2 separate regions of the Homo sapiens genome follow, and region 2 is linked to region 1. A link is an interaction called in ENCODE POLR2A ChIA-PET data of the cell type or tissue named here. Cell type or tissue: GM12878. All regions are shown on one strand. Links, peaks and the distances in the headings refer to the core of each region. The heading gives the core; the rest is flanking DNA.

The links. ChIA-PET counts read pairs that join two places held together with the same protein. Peaks named below come from ENCODE experiments on the same cell type or tissue, not always from the same donor. Only the 100,000 strongest peaks of a DNase experiment are listed, where the experiment ranks them.
Region 2: POLR2A ChIA-PET joins it to region 1 with 10 read pairs; 12 of 35 experiments call an interaction of 5 or more read pairs at or near these places.

The regions. Positions count from the first base shown.
Region 1 is chr19:58,575,158-58,583,437 of GRCh38, forward strand. It overlaps the pseudogene CENPBD2P. Among named protein-coding and RNA genes, the nearest start is that of MZF1, 6.0 kb to the left of the region's middle. RefSeq lists a silencer at 509-618 and enhancers at 769-918, 6,584-7,087. In GM12878, for the core only: CTCF peaks have their summits at 161 and 6,172; DNase peaks (open chromatin) are centred at 244, 584, 3,599 and 6,134; H3K4me3 peaks cover 1,753 bases; H3K27ac peaks cover 1,596 bases.
Region 2 is chr19:58,397,217-58,405,538 of GRCh38, forward strand. It overlaps LINC02560 (long intergenic non-protein coding RNA 2560), which reads left to right and starts at 2,987. Exons shown (of 1, transcript NR_149054.1): 1 at 2,987-3,463. It overlaps ZNF584-DT (ZNF584 divergent transcript), which reads right to left. Exons shown (of 1, transcript NR_186337.1): 1 at 5,988-8,322. It also overlaps a transcript of ZNF584 not described here. RefSeq lists enhancers at 3,994-4,443, 4,454-4,583. In GM12878, for the core only: no CTCF peak of the experiment used is centred there; a DNase peak (open chromatin) is centred at 4,195; H3K4me3 peaks cover 1,759 bases.

The DNA.
Region 1 (8,280 bases), core at 1-8,000:
CAGAGCGAGACTCCGTCTCAAAAAAAAAAAAAAAAAAAAAAAAAAAGAAAATAGTGACACATACCCAGGAAAGGAAGGAGGAAGGGAGGGTGATGTAAGACAAAGACATTAGGCGGCGAGAAAGCCAGCCTTTGGTCAGAAGCAGCTTCTGGCGCCCCTGGCTGGACTCTGTGCGGTGCGGCCTCGTTGCCAAACTACATTTTCCGGCAGTACCCGGGACGCCGGGCGCAGAGCGGAGAGCGTCGCAAGGGGCGGGCCTGACGCAGCCTCCTCCCTGCCCGGCCGTCGCCAGGCAACCTTCCCCCTTCGCGGCCGAGATGGACCCTGGGCTCGGCGTCCTCCGGAAAACTGCACTGTGAGGCGGGGCGATGGGGAAGGGCCGAAGCCCCGCCAGCCCAGCTAAAGCAGACGGCTCGCACTGCGACCCGAAGGTGAGGTTGATCGGCCGCGCTGGGGCCCCGGCTTCGGGGCAGGAGCTGCAGCCCCTCCTCTTGGTTCGGTCGGGGAACTGGGATATGAGGCCACTGTGTCCGCAGCTGGCACGCACCCGAGTGGGCCAATCGGAGCCTTCGGCGGCCCCACGGCTCTCTGGGAAATGTAGACCCGCTACACGGGACGGTACCCGCCTAAGACCATACTGCGCAGGTGCTGATCTGAGTCTGGGTCCCTCCTGGGTCGAGGAGTTCTTTGGCCCAGATCTGCGTGGAGGCGTGTTCGCCCGGCCCTAAGGTCCCTTGCGGGCCTTCTCGGCCTCACAGCGCGTGTCCGCTGTTCGTTCCCCTTCCCTCCTCTGTCTTGGAAATGTAGTCTCGAGGGAGGAGCTTGGTCATCCACCCAGACTTCGTGAGGCCCCCGGGCTTGGGGCTGCCTGTTGAGAGTGGGAGGGAGAGAATGTGTGAATGTGTGGATGAATTAATTTGCAATTATGGGAGCGCAGGCGAAGGTGTGAATGTGGGAGAGAGAAGGATGGGCCCAAGAGTGGTTCAGATTTCGGGGCTTTCCCCGATTTCAAAGCTTGAGTTTGAGCCTTCCCCATGTCCACCCGCCTTTCCCTGTCACTCTAGCTGAGGGCCCTGTGTGCTGTGCCTCCTTGTTTCAAGGCAGGTGCATGGTCCATGGAGGTACTCATCATAGGTGTAGTCATTCCACAAAGAACGGTCAGGCGGCATTTGTTCCTTTTTTCCTTCCTTCCTCCCTCCCTCCCTCCCTCCCTCCCTCCCTCCCTTCTTCCCTCCCTCCCTTCCTCCCTCTCTTCCTTCCTTCCTTCCTCCCTCTCTTCCTTCCTCCCTCCCTTCCTCCTTTCCTCCCTTCCTCCTTTCCTCCCTTCCTTCCTTTCCTTCCTTCGTTCCTGTCTTTTTTCCTTCTTTCCTTCCCTCCCTCCTTCCTTCCTTCCTTCCTTTCCTTCCCTTCCTTTCTTCTATCTTTTTTTTTTTTTTTTTTTTGAGATGGGAGTCTTGCTCTGTCGCCCAGGCTGGAGTGCAGTGGCGCAATCTCGGCTCACTGCAACCTCCGCCTCCCGGGTTCAACCAATTCTCCTGCCTCAGCCCCACCGAGTAGCTGGGATTACAGGCACACGCCACCATGCCCAACTGATTATTATTATTATTATTATTATTTATTATTATTTTTTTGAGATGGAGTCTTGCTCTTGTCGCCCAGGCTGGAGTGCAATGGCAGGATCTGGCCTCACTGCAGCCTCTGCCTCCCTGGTTCAAGCGATTCTCCTGCCTCAGCCTCCCAAGTAGCTGGAATTACAGGCGCACGCCACCATGCCCGGATAATTTTTGTATTATTATTATTACTATTTTTTTTGAGACGAAGTCTTGCTCTTGTCGCCCAGGCTGGAGTGCAGTGGCAGAATCTTGGCTCGCTGCAGCCTCTGCCTCGCCTCCCTGGTTCAAGCAATTCTCCTGCCTCAGCCTCCCGAGTAGCTGGGATTACAGGCACCCACTACCATGCCTGGCTAATTTTTGTATTTTTAATACAGACATGGTTTCGCCATGTTGGCCAGGCTGGTCTGGAACTCCTGACCTCGTGATCCGCCTGCCTCCACCTCCCAAAGTGCTGGGATTACAGGCGTGAGCCACTGTGCCTGGCCTGTTCCTGTTTTTCACAAGCACAGTTTTTAAAAAAAATTTTTACTGTTTTGACCAGGTGTTACATTCACATGGTTCAAAGTGTAAAAGAGACAAGGTGAGACAGACGCACAATAAATAAATAAATAACGGTGGGGGACGGCCCCTGTCTCATAAGGTTGTGTTTGAAAAGAACTGCAGAAGGTGAGGGGAAAAAGCCATGCAGATAACAGGGAAGAGTGCCTGCTCTGGGCCAAAGGAACCATAGGAACAAAAGTCCCTTTGTAGCTGGCACAGTGGCTCACGCCTGTAATCCCAACACTTTGGGAGGCCGAGACAGGTGGATCACTTGAGGTCAGGAGTTTGAGACCAGCTTGGCCAACATTGGTAAAACCCTGTCTCTACTGAAAATACAAAAATCAGCTGGGCATGGTGGCACACACCAGTAGTCCTAGCACCTGGGAAGCTGAGGCAGGAGAATTGCTTGAACCTGGGAGGCAGAGGTTGCAGTGAGCCAAGACTGTGCCATTGCATTCCAGCCTGGGCGGCAGAGCGAGACTCTGTCTCAACAAACAAACAAAACAAAAAAAGCCCCTTTGCTCTGTCTGGAAGATGTGGTCAGGAGTGAGCAGAGTAGAGGAGGAGGCTTTGAGTCTTACAAAGGAGGCAGTGAGGACTGTGGCTTTTACTTGAAGGCCTGGGAGGGCTCCAACAGAGGTCAGGATCTGACTTAGTTTCACTGAATCATTCTTGATCTGGTATGGAGAACCATCATCCCCTTCTATCATTGGGTACTCCACGGTGGTGGTACCAATTAGGGACGGCCCTGCAGGATGTACCTGGGTGTCCTGCCACCTGCCATCTGTGTCTGGGTGGAGCCCCAGTGCCCTGAGAGCAGTGAGGAGGCTATGGCGCTGGTGGAGGACTTCACCCAGATGTTGAAGACTGGTGAGCCACAGGGGTCCAGGGGTTGGCCAGAGGGATAGGGGAATCTATGAGGGATCACAGCTCATGACCTTGGGCCCTGAGTGTCTCCCTCCGTCTGCCTAGGCCCTCAATATCCCTGTCTTGGGGAGGAGGACCTAGAAGCTGTGACGCATTTGGAGACTTCTGCAGCCTCTGAGCCCCCCAAAGGCATGAGCTTGAGGTTGATGTGACTTCTCCTCTCTTGGGGTAGACCAGGCTTCCTTTCCCATCCTTCTTTCCTTCCCCGCAAGGTCACTAAGTGCCTGCCATATGCCAGGCCCTATTGGTCCAGCAGGGAAAGACACTTGGCATTCATGGAGCCTAGTCTGGTTGGAGAAATGGACCATGAGACCATCAGTCACAATTTAGGTATCCTTTCCCTGAAGGAGGTGGGGGAAGAGGAGGTGAGCACAGAGACTGGCCTGGCAGGGAGCAGCTTTGTAGTTTTCAGTGTCTAACATCTTCACTGTGAGCTTGGGTTCCACACGTGTGTATGCGTTTGTGCTTGGGAGGGGGTGACAACTACAAGATATGAGAGAAGGGTGGTTACAGCCACCATTCATCCTGGCATTTGTTCCTCTGTTCACTCGATTGCTCATGCATGACTGTGCAGTGTCTTCTGCCTACGCGATTCTCTGTCAGGAGGTAGAAACTATATCACCTTTTTTTAAAAGCACACCTTTACCAAGTTATAATTGACATACCAAAAAAGTATACAATTCAGGTATTTTTAGTATATTCACAAGGTTGTACAGCTATCACCACCATTTAATACCAGAATGTAATCACAACCAAAAGAAACCCCATGCCCATTAGTAGTCACCCATCAGCCCCCTCCTCTAAGCTCCCGGCAATCACTAATCTGCTTTGTGTCTCTATGGATTTGCTTATTCTGGACATTTCATTAAATGGAATCATACTTTATGTGGCCTTTTATGTCTGGCTTCTCTCAGAGCATAATGTTTTCGAGGTTCACCCATGTTTTAACATGTCAGAACTTCATTTTTATGAGCAAGTGATATTCCATTGTATGGATATGACCCATTTTGTTTATTCATGTATTCTTTGATCAGCATTTGGCTTGTATTTACTTTTCGGCTATTATGAATAATGCTGCTATGGATGTTCATGTACATGTTTTTGTTTGGATGTTTGTTTTTATTTCTCTTGGTTGTATACCTAGAAGTGGAATTGCTGGGTCATATGATAACACTATTTGACCTTTTGAGGAACTGCTAACACACCACTTGTTTTAACAGAGGGAAATTAAGGTAAAAAATGTTACCGAGATATTGAAGGAGTAAAAAAGTACAAAAAGAACCCTAAGATGTCATGTTGGTAGGAACTTCAGGGAACAACATCCATTCCTAGAGCTTTATGAACAAAGGGAAGAGGTTGGGTTTAGTCTTTGAGAGAAGCTCAAAGGAGGGGAACGTGGTGGTGGGGGCACTGGGATCCAGATCCCTGGGGAGGTGTTGCTGCGGGCTGACGCTGGGGTCTCCACAGAGCCTTCATGAAGCTGATTCTACACATACTGGAATAGCTGCAAGCTGGTTTCAGCTACTGCTAAGGGGATTGAAAGCCTTGCTTTTGCAGGACTGGTTTTTCCTTACACATGAATATGAGGGGCGGGGGAGACATCTTGGATGCATATATCTATAGTCACTGTGGGGTGTTGTTTTTTTTTTTCTGTAGTGCTGGGCTCTATTTTCTTTCCTTCCTTCCTTCCTTCCTTTCCTTCCTTCCTTCCTTCCTTCCTTCCTTCCTTCCTTCCTTCCTTCCTCCCTTCCTTCCCTCTTTCTTTCTTTCTTTGATGGAGTTTTGCTCTTGTTGCTCAGGCTGGAATGCAATGGTACAATCTCGCCTCACTGCAACCTCCACTTCCCGGGTTTAACCGATTCTCCTGCCTCAGCTCCCAAGTAGCTAGGATTACAGGCATGTACCATCACACCTGGCTTATTTTATATTTTTAGTAGAGACAGGGTTTCTCCATGTTGGTCAGGCTGGTCTCGAACTCCTGAACTTGGGTGATCCGCCTGCCTTTGCCTCCCAAAGTGCTAGGATTACAGGCATGAGCCACTGCACCCAGCCATGGGCTCTGTTTTCTAAGCATGTCCACCAGCATTTGAGGCATAGTGTCTCCTGAACAATAGCTAGCATATGCCTGCTCTTTAAGGACTAGCCCCCAGTTCTGGTTCCCAGTGTCCCATTGAACAGATGCCTAGATAATATGCACTCTAAATAGGGATTTTGGGCTGGGTACGATGGCTCACGCCTGTAATCCTAGCACTTTGGGAGGCTGAGGTAGGTGGATCACCTGCGGTCAGGAGTTCAAGACCAGCCTGGCCTATATGGTGAAACCCTGTCTCTACTAAAAATACAAAAATTAGCCAGGCATTGCTGGGCGCGGTGGCTTGCGCCTGTAATCCCAGCAATTTGGGAGGCTGAGGCGGGCGTATCACCTGAGGTCGGGAGTTCGAGACCAGCCTGGCCAACATGGTGAAACCCCATCTCTACTTAAAATACAAAAATTAGCCGGGCGTGGTGGTACGCACCAATAATCCCAGCTACTCGGGAGGCTGAGGCAGGAGAAATCACTTGAACCCGGGAGGCAGAGGTTGCAGTGAGCCGAGATTGCCCCATTGCACTCCAGCCTGGGGGACAAGAGCGAGACTTCATCTAAAAATAAACAAAAATTAGCCAGGCATGGTGGCGGGCGCCTATAATTCCAGCTACTCGGAAGGCTGAGGGGGGAGAAGTTAGGGTTAGGGTTAGGCTGAGGGGGGTGATTTGGAAACCCGATGTTCAGTGTGAGGGGCAGGGAAAGCTTATAAAGTCCTAGTGTGTTTACAGAAGCTTGCTGCATTCCTGAGAGTGAAGTTAGTTTAGTGTATGGGGCAAACATCCACTGGGAAGTGAGCCCTGTGACCCTAATATGGCCCGAATCTGCTCCTTAAAGAGAGAGACTTGGTAAATTATCTTTACCAGGTGTTACCCAAGCCTGTCAGCACTCCCCACCAGTAAGCCTTGTGTCCTCATTTTACAGCGCGAGTCATGGCTGGGGCCTTAGTGGCAACAAGTGCTGAGATCAGCGGGCTCAGTAGCAGGAACACAAGCACCCCCTTGCGGTGTCTGGAGGAAGCGGCGCGGACAGTCTCCCGCTCCACCGTGTCGGGCCTGAAGAGGCCGCTGAACGCTCGCGATTACTGAGGCATCTGGTAGGATCGCAAGGCCATCAACCTACAGGTGAAGCTCGAGGCGCTGTGGCGCTTTGAAGCCGGAGAGAAGCTCAGTAGAATCGGGAAGGCGCTGGGGCTGTCCAACTCCACCTTGGCCACCATTCGTGACAACAAGGAAAAGATCTGGGCGAGTTCCCAGGAGGCCACACTGCAGGCGGCCACCAAGTTGACGCGTGGCCGCAGCCTGGTGATGGAGAACATGGAGCAGCTGCTGAGCATGCGGATGGAGGACCAGAGCCAGCGCAACATGCCCCTCAGTGTGGTGCTCATTCGGGAGAAAGCCCACAGCCCGTTCGAGAACCGCAAGCAGGAGCAGGGCGAGGGCGCCTAGCCCGAGAGCTTCGGGGCCGGTCGAGGGTGATTCGCTGGCTTTAAGGCGCGCCACAGCTTGAGCAGCATCGGGGCCAGCGGCCCAAGAACGCAGCGTGCAAGAATCCAGCGTTAATGCGCAGGGTGATCCCGGAGGGCGGCTACACACTCTGGCTGGTGTTCACCATGAATAAGCTCTGGCTGGTGTTCACCATGAATAAGCCCAGGTTCCTCTGTAAGCGCCTGCCGAGAGGACGTTCATTTTCCTGTGGAAGATGAGTCGGCCCCTGGGTCAAAGCCGCCGGAGACCTCCTGACCCTATTGCTCGGTGGCAACGCAGCCGGCGACTTCAAGCTGAAGGCCCTGCTGGGGTACCCCTCGGAGAACCCGTGTTTCCTCAAGGGCTCCTTCAAGCCCAACCTGCCCTTGGTGTGGTGCTCGCACAAGAAAGCCTGGGTACAGCCTGGGTGACAGAGCGAGACTCCGTCTCAAAAAAAAAAAAAAAAGCCTGGGTAACCATGAGCCTCTTCCAGGAGTGGTTCCTGCACTTCTGCTCTACAGTGGAGGGCGCTGCACCCAGTACGACCTTCCCTACAAGGGGCTGCCCATCCTGGACAGCACTCCCGGCCACCCTGGGTGTTGAGACAGAGTCTGGCTCTGTCGCGCAGGCTGGAGTGCGGTGGCGCGATCTCGGCTCACTGCAACCTCCGCCTCCCGGGTTCACGCCATTCTCCTGCCTCAGCCTCCCAGGTAGCTGGGACTACAGGCGCCCGCCACCACGCCCGGCTAATTTTTTTGTATTTTTAGTAGAGACGGGGTTTCACCGTGTTAGCCAGAATGGTCTCGGTCTCCTGACCCCATGATCCACCCGCCTTGGCGTCCCAAAGTGCTGGGATTACAGGCGTGAGCCATGGTGCCTGGCCCTTTAATTCCCCCAATATTTTTTTATCTGCATTAATTTATTATTTCAAGTGAACTTCCATCTCAAATACATGGTTCTCAGACGCTTCCATGAACTCTCAAGTGTGACTTATTACAGCCTGGGGCTCCTTGGAGCACAGTGTGCCAGTGACCTAGTGGAAGGCCATGAGAAAGCCAGGTTCACTGTTCACTGTGCAGCATCTCCCTCCATGGTCTTCCTGGAGCCTATTCCCACTGCACTGAGCATTCCGTGTGTCCAGAGGTAGGGTTAGCAGGGATAGATGGACTTCCTGCTTATTTTCTGTTCACATTTCCACTGACCTTCAATCCTGTAGACTGCAAAGATTGAGCCAGCTGAGCCCCCAAAGAGACTCAGCAGTGCAGAATGTGGGCCTGAGTGGGAGGACTGCCCAGCCGCACACCTTCCAGCTCTGTTCTTCCCGGGCCCTGGATGCTTCTTGCCACGCTGTCCTCTGAAATGACGCTCTGCCCCAGCAGACCTGTGGTAGGTGAGCTAGTGAGGAAGCACACCTGGGCTCTTCCCACCAGGCATCCCAGCCCTGGTGTGGGGTATCCGCATGGTTGCAGGCATCCCCTGGCCAGGCCTGGGTGCTCATTCTCCCTCTCTCTTCTTGTCTCCTCCCCTCTCCCTGCTTTCTCTGCCCTGTCCTCCTCCTTTTTGCTGTTTTCCCCCGGACTCCTGCCATGCCCCCAGACTTTCTTTTTCCCACGGATATGGGCTCATTCCAAGGAAAGGGTGGCATTTGGAC
Region 2 (8,322 bases), core at 207-8,206, 180 kb before region 1:
TGGACCCTCTCAAGGAGCAGGCACCGCAGTCGTCCCACAAGGATCCTCTGGGAACACCCCTGACCCCCATTCTTGTGGCTGTCCAGCGGAGGGTGCCCTGACCGTGACCTCTATAAGGGTCCTGCTGGGGCTTGCTCCTGCTCCGCAACCCCTACTCCGTGGGGGTGCAGTTGGAAGCATCCCTGATCCTCATCCCTTGTAGGAGTCCAGCTGTGGACGCCCCCGACTGACATCCATGCAGGTGCCCAGCCAGGGGCAGCCCCACACGGATCCTTGAACGGGTCTTGCTGGGAGTGCCCCCAGTCATCCTCACCACAGATTCCTGGGGGAGCGTCCTTGCCAGCACTGGAGGCCAAAGCACTCATCCTTCGGATTGGCCATAGGTTGCAGGGGCCCGCCTATCTTTGGAGGGCAGAGCTGCTGCTGCTATTCTTCCTTGGTCACCTCCTCCCCAACTGGCTCATTGCAGGGGACGTCCCACCACTCCACCCATCTGTGGAGTTTGTTTTCTACTGCCTGCAGGCTGGGCCTGGGTGGGCTCCAGCTGTCTACATGCTGGTCCCGGGTGTAGAGTTGCCATCCTGTACACCTGGTTGGGGCTGGGGCTCAGGCTTGAAGTAACAGGGTGTCCTGGCCAGGGCTGGGGAGGAACTTGAGCCTTAAAGACTGGCTCCCGCCCCAATCCTAAGTCCCAAACTGCTCTGGGAGCCTCCACTTCCCCCTGGGTCGTGGCTTCTAGGATCCTCCCAATATGCTGTGGTGCAGCTGTGCTTATCATGGCTCAGAGGCCAACATCACCCCAGGGGTCAGACAGAGGCAGACAATGGTGGGGGTGGGAGTCCTGGACCTCCTTGGTTAGCCAGAGGGATCCTAGTCCCTTTCCCTGGCCACCAGAGTCCCCATCACCCCCGATTAATATCTTGATGCCAGTTACTGCACTTCTTCCTCCAGGGCTCCATCTGTCCTGCCCAGCCTCCTTTCTTGTACCTCGAGGTGAACCCTGAGCCTTCCCAATAGACAGCAGCCTCCAGGGAAGGTGGCATATGGGCTCCTGTCCTCTTCCTCCCAGAAGTCTTCCTGGGTTAGTTATGGGGGTAGATGGCAGCTATTCTCTGTGCAGACTGAACCTGGGGCTTCTGTTTCCTCCCAGGCCCTGCACACCACCCCCCCAATCCTGCCTCACCTCACTCTGGGATGGAGTGCTGTGTTTTGGGAATGGGCACCCAGCATGTTCCAAAGCGAAACGTGACTTCTATGTGGCTGGAGGCTCCTGTTTGATTTGTTAACGTGTGTCCTCAGCACCAGCATACAGTAGGTGCCAAACAAGGGAGTGACAGAATTGCAGGTGACCCAGGCAGCCTGGGAATGCACCCTGGGCCCAGGACTGTCTAGAGCTAGCTCTGGTGTGAGCTGCTGCTTCCAGGTGGGAGCCAGAGGAGGAACACTAGGGAGTCCACAGTGTGTCTTCCCAGACCAGTTCTTGCCCACACCCACATGCCGATGTCACCCACAGGGGCTGGGACCAGTGTACTGGGTCACTGGGCAGCCACAGCCCAGCCTCATAGGGAAGAAACCTGGTCAGACAGCCGCAGAGTTGGTGGTCTATTCATTTTCTGTGGCTGCTGTGACAAAATACCCCCAACTTAATTATTTAGAACACGCGTTTATTTTTTTTAATTTATTTTTGAAACAGAGTCTCACTCTGTCGCCCGAGCTGGAGTGGAGTGGTATGATCTCGGCTTACTGCAACCTCCGCTTCCCGGGTTCAAGCGATTCTCCTGCCTTAGGCTCCCAAGTAGCTGGGATTACAGGCGCCCGCCACCATGCCTGGCTAATTTTTGTATTTTTAGTAGAGACGGGGTTTCACCATGTTGGCCAGGCTGATCTCAAACTCCCGGCCTCGTGATTTGCCTGCCTTGCCCTCCCAAAGTGCTGGGATTACAGGCCTGAGCCACCGCAGCCGGCCTTATTTCATTTATTTATTTATTTTTTTGAGACAGAGTCTCGCTCTGTAGCCCAGGCTAGAGTGCAGTGGCGCAACCTCGGTTCACTGCAACCTCTGCCTCCTAGGTTCAAATCATTCTCCTGCCTCAGTCTCCCAAGTAGCTGATATTACAGGCGCCCGCCACCACACCCGGCTTTTTGTATTTGTAATAGAGACGGGGTTTCACCATGTTGGCCAGGCTGGTCTTGAACTCTTGGTCTCAAGTAATCTACCCACCTCAGCCTCCCAAAGTGCTGGGATTACAGGCATGGGCCACCATGCCTGGCTAAACACACACTTCTTATCTTGCAGTTCTGCAGTCCAGAAGTCAACGATCAGTTTCACTGGGCTAAAGTTGAGTTGCCCATAGGGCTAGTTCTTTCTAGAGGCTCTAAGAGAGAATTCATTTCATTAGTTTTTCCAGCTTCTAGGGCTGCATTCCTTGGCTCCTGGCTCCTTCAAAGCCAGCAGTGCAGCATCTTCAGATCTCTCTGACCCTCCTACCTCCCTCTTTCACTTATAAGGACACTACAAGTACATAGCGCCCACCCGAATAATCCAAGATAGTCTCCCCATCTCATGATCATTAATTTAATCACACCTGCAAAGTCCATTTTGTGGTGTCAGGTAAAAGATTCACAAGTTCCAGGGATTCAGACCGGGATATCTTTGGAGGCCATTATTCTGCCTACCATAGGGTCTCAGAGATCCTCCTCATTGCTTCCCTCTCCCACCCAACCTAGGGGAGTGGGGGTGTGCAATGGTATTTCTGACCCAGACAGGCCAAGCAGGGGAGTCAGAAAGGGGCCCTTGCCTGGTGTTGCACAGAAGAGGGAGAGGATGTTCTGTGCCTGAGGGTAGACCAGGAAGGCTGCCTGGAGGAGGGAGCTGTATCCTAAAGGATGCTCAGGAGCTGGCATTGAGGCCAGTGGCATAGCCTGCACAAATACAGGAGGACCTGGGGAGGCCAGGGGTGGGGCTGGGGGTATTGGGTGGGGCTGGCCGCATTCTCCGTCTTAACCAGCTCGCTCCTAGGTGCTTTTGTGGCTTCTGCACTCTACCAGCTTGGAGCCAGGGGCCTCATTCTCTCTTGCAGTAAAATGAGGCTGATGACTGAGCCTAGGAGTTGCTGGGCATCTGGTCTGCTGATTACCACCTTGGTGCCCAATGTCTGCCTGCCTATCCACTGCTTTCAAACAAAGAGGCTGCCTGACACCACCCAGGGGGACGCCTCCCACCCTTGCCCAGCCTCAGCCAATCTCCTCTTTCTCTTCTTCAGAGCTGGAGTTGTGCCCTCCTATCCTCTCTCTGCCCACCCCATCACTGCTGTACACCCTGCCCCTTGGCACTTCGGCCCCGGACTTGCTCCTCCTGGCAGGCCTGGGTGCTTGTGAAGCCGGGTGCCAGAGGGCCCAGCACGGCACGGCCTTTGATTCTGTTTTCTGTAAATCGACGACAATAAATTCTCTTTTTCCTTCATCCACAAGTGTTTACTGAGCGCCTTCTGTGTACCAGGCCGCACCAGGGTGCGGAGCAAAGACCAACCTCAGGGAGCAGATGAGGTCCAGGCGGCTGAACCAACCGAACCATGGTTCTGGTAGCACTGCCTCCCCCGCCACCCTCAGGGGGCCCTGCTCCCCAAGCCCTTCCCAAATCCTGCCGTCCAGCTCTCCTCCCCACCTTGCAGGAGGGACGCCAGGGCCCGGTTTTCGGGTTCCGCCATTCTTTCCTCAATGAGGGTCGGAGAGGTCCCTGCCCACGCCAGACCCGTCCCCGGCCGTCGCGGCACCCTCTTGTGATCAGGCGGAGGGACCAAGGGCCAAGAGCGGGGCTTCGCCGGACGCTGGGAGCGTCACTGTCCAGACTGACAGATGGGGAAACTGAGGCTGACCAGCTGGGCAGGGCGTGCATACGAATCTGGGTCCTGGAAGCGTTCTGCAAGATCCCTTCTCACCTCAACCGCACGTGCTGGCATCCTTGGGTTTCCCTCCTTCCCCAGATCACAGCCGCACTTCTCTCCTCCGCCCTCATAGTCACGGCCCTGCCTTCTCCCTCCTCTTGCCCCGGGCGGGCCCCGCCCAGAATGCGGAGAGGCCTTCGAGGAAGCGCGGACCAATCGGAGGCCCTATGTAGGGCTGAAGAGGCGGGACTCTGGTCGCCATAACAACTCATCACGCCTGTGCTGCGCGCGCGCGTCGCCTTAGTGCCGCAGCCCTATTACGTGAGGTAGGGAAGGCGCGCCAGACTCGACGGCCAATCAGGGACCCGAGGGCGATGTTGCCATGACGACCACGTTGCGCTGGAGATTGCGACGGGGGCTGAAACCGCGGGGAACTCGGGGAGCGAGTGGTGAGAACAGTGAGCACCAGCACTCCGATGGCGCTGGCGAGAGGAAAGGCTGCGGCGCGCAGAGCGAGGCTGCGGGACCCCAGGATGGGGGACAGGAGGCTGCGGGGCCTCAGGTGAGCAGCAAGCGAGAGACCAGTCCCTTCGAGCGCCCTCACGCGTTTTGTCCCCACGCCACGCCGGGGACGAGTCTGTGGCACAGACTCGTCCCCGGCCCCGCGGGCTTAAGTTGTCTGGGGGCTGTCGCTTTGAGTACAGATCATATAGTTATGAATACATTTTAACGCAGATCCAAACACATAGTATAACGTGAGGATCCTATATAAAGTGAGACTCCTCAAAAAAAAAAAAAAAAAAAGATTTTTTTTTTTTTTTAGCCGGACGTGGTGGCGGGCGCCTGTAGTCCCAACCACTCGGGAGGCTGAGGCAGGAGAATCGCTTGAAGCCGGGAGGCGGAGGCTTCAGTGAGCCGAAATCGCGCCACTGCACTCCAGCCCGGGCGACAGAGCGAGAGACTCCGTTTGGGGGGGTAAAGTGTTTTTTTAAATGCAGTCAAATTCGAACGTAGGTTGATAGGATCACATAGTTGATCCACTCTAACCCCACACCCACTTGCAGACCTGGTTAGTGCTGAGGTCCTCTCATCCCAGGGAGTAGGCTAGAGTTCGCACTGGCTCCCCTGGGGCCCGGCTTGGCGTGGCAAAGCTGGGAGTCTCGCCCTAGGTTGGGGTTTCCTCTGCTCTGTAAGCCTCTGCAGAAGGAGCAGAGGGTGGTGGGAGAAGAAGTGCCCAAGAGGGGCCACAAGCTACCTGTGATCTGTGTCCCCCCACCAGGGGGATGGGTGCTTTCATTTTTATCGTTGTGGAAAATTTCACATTAAGTACTTCTCCAAAGAATCTCCCAGACATCTACTTGTTCTTTCAAAACATAACAGATTTTTTTAAAAAACAATTTACATACCATATAATTTGCCCATTTTGAGTGTACAATTCAAGGCTGGGCGCGGTGGCTCACGCCTGTAATCCCACCACTTTGGGAGGCTGAGGTGGGCGGATCACCTGAGGTCAGGAGTTCGAGACCAGCCTGACCAACATGGAGAAACCCCATCTGTACTAAAAATACAAAATTAGCTGGGCGTGGTGGCACATGCCTGTTATCCCAGCTCCTCGGGAGGCTGACAGGCAGGAGAATCGCTTGAACTCGGGAGGCGGAGGTTGCGGCGAGCCGAGATTGCACCATTGCACTCCAGCCTGGGCAACAAGAGCGAAACTGCGTCTCAAAAAAAAAAAAAAAAAAAAAAAAAGGCCGTAGGTCTGAATAGACCCCTCACCTAAGAAAAATAGATACATAGCTGGCAAATAGGCACATGAAAATATGCTCCACATCATATGCCATTAGGGAACTGCAAATTGAAACAATAATGAGATACTACTATACATCTATTAGAATGGCTACAATGCAAAACACTGATAGCACCATATGCTAGCAAGGTTGTGAGGCAATGGGAACTCTCGTTTACTGCTGATAGAAAGGCAAAATGGTATAGCCACTTTGGAAGACAGTTTGGCAGTTTCTTACAGAAAGTTAAATATAGTCTTACCATATGATACAGCAATCACACTCCTGGGTATTTGCACAAATGAGTTGAGAACTTATGTCCATGCGAAAACCACACAAATTATTATAGCAGCTTTATTCATAATTGCTCAAAACTTGAATCAACCCAGATGTCCTTCAATAGATAAATGGCTAATCTGTGTTACATCCACACAATGGAATATCATTCAGCAATAAAATTAACTGTGCTACCAAGTTATGAAAGGCATGGAGGAGTCTGAAATGCACATTGGTAAGTGACAGAAGCCAGACTGAAAAAGCTACATACTGTATGATTACAAGTTTATGACATTCTGGAAAAGGTAAAGCTATAGAGACAGTAAAGCAGTGACTGCCAGGGACTCAGTGGGAGGGAGGGAGGGAGGGAGGGAGGAATGAATAGTAGCACAAGTAATTTTTGGGGGCAGTAAAAGTATTTTGTACTATATTGTAATGGTGGATACATGAATTTATGCATTTGTGAAAACCCATATAATGTACATTAATAATAATGTACTAATATTCATTTTACAATGTTAACAAATGGGCCGGGTGCGGTAGCTCATGCCTGTAATCCCAGCATTTTGGGAGGCTGAGCGGGGCGGATCACGAGGTCAGGAGATGGAGACCATCCTGGCCAAAATGGTGAAACCCCAACTCTACTAAAAATACAAAAATTAGCCGGGTGTGGTGGCACGCGCTTGTCGTCCCAGCTATTCGTGAGGCTGAGACAGAATTGCTTGAACCCGGGAGGCGGAGGTTACTGTGAGATCGTGGCACTGCACTCCAGCCTGGGTGTCAGAGCAACTCCGTCTCAAAAAAAAAAAAAAAAAAGAAGAAACTAAAATGAGGTCCAATGAAGTAGTGCCAGGAAAAACATAAATGAACTAACTATTAAGCCCAGGAAAGGTAAGTGGTTAAGAGAGAACTTTGGTCTGAGACTTCCTGGAATCAAACTGTAGCACTGCCTCCCACTGGCTTTATGACTCAGGGCAAATACTTAGCCTATGGGAGACTCAGGCCCTGGACCCTCTACTCCTCTGCTCCACCCGTGGGAGAGATCAGGCCCATCTCACAGAGGAACAGATTTTTTTTTTTTCTTTTTTTTTTATTGATCATTCTTGGGTGTTTCTCGTAGAGGGGGATTTGGCAGGGTCACAGGACAATAGGGGAGGGAAGGTCAGCAGATAAACAAGTGAACAAAGGTCTCTGGTTTTCCTAGGCAGAGGACCCTGCGGCCTTCCGCAGTGTTTGTGTCCCTGGGTACTTGAGATTAGGGAGTGGTGATGACTCTTAAGGAGCATGCTGCCTTCAAGCATCTGTTTAACAAAGCACATCTTGCACCGCCCTTAATCCATTCAACCCTGAGTGGATACAGCACATGTTTCAGAGAGCACAGGGTTGGGGGTAAGGTCACAGATCAACAGGATCCCAAGGCAGAAGAATTTTTCTTAGTACAGAACAAAATGAAAAGTCTCCCACGTCTACCTCTTTCTACACAGACACGGCAACCATCCGATTTCTCAATCTTTTCCCCATCTTTCCCCCCTTTCTATTCCACAAAACCGCCATTGTCATCATGGCCCGTTCTCAACGAGCTGTTGGGTACACCTCCCAGATGGGGTGGTGGCCGGGCAGAGGGGCTCCTCATTTCCCAGTAGGGGCGGCCGGGCAGAGGCGCCCCTCACCTCCCGGACAGGGCGGCTCGCCAGGCGGGGGGCTGACCCCCCCCCCCACCTCCCTCCTGGACGGGGCGGCTGGCCAGGCAGAGGGGCTCCTCACTTCCCAGTAGGGGCGGCCGGGCAGAGGCGCCCCTCACCTCCCGGACGGGGTGGCTGGCCAGGCGGGGGGCTGACCCCCCCACCTCCCTCCCGGACAGGGCGGCTGGCAGGGCGGGGGGCTGACCCCCCCACCTCCCTCCCAGATGGGGCGGCTGGCCGGGCAGAGGGGCTCCTCACTTCCCAGTAGGGGCGGCCGGGCAGAGGCGCCCCGCACCTCCCGGACGGGGCGGCTGGCCGGGCAGGGGGCTGACCCCCCCACCTCCCTCCCGGACGGGTCGGCTGGCCGCGCGGGGGGCTGACCCCCCCACCTCCCTTCCGGACAGGGCGGCTGGCCGGGCGGGGGGCTGACCCCCCCACCTCCCTCCCGGACGGAGCGGCTGGCCGGGCAGAAGGGCTCCTCACTTCCCAGTAGGGGCGGCCGGGCAGAGGCGCCCCTCATCTCCCGGACAGGGCGGCTGGCCGGGTGGGGGACTGATCCCCCCACCTCCCTCCCGGACGGGGCGGCTGGCCGGGCGGGGGGCTGACCCCCCCACCTCCCTCCCGGACGAGGTGGCTGCTGGGCGGAGAGGCTCCTCACTTCTCAGACGGGGCGGCTGCCGGGCGGAGATGCTCCTC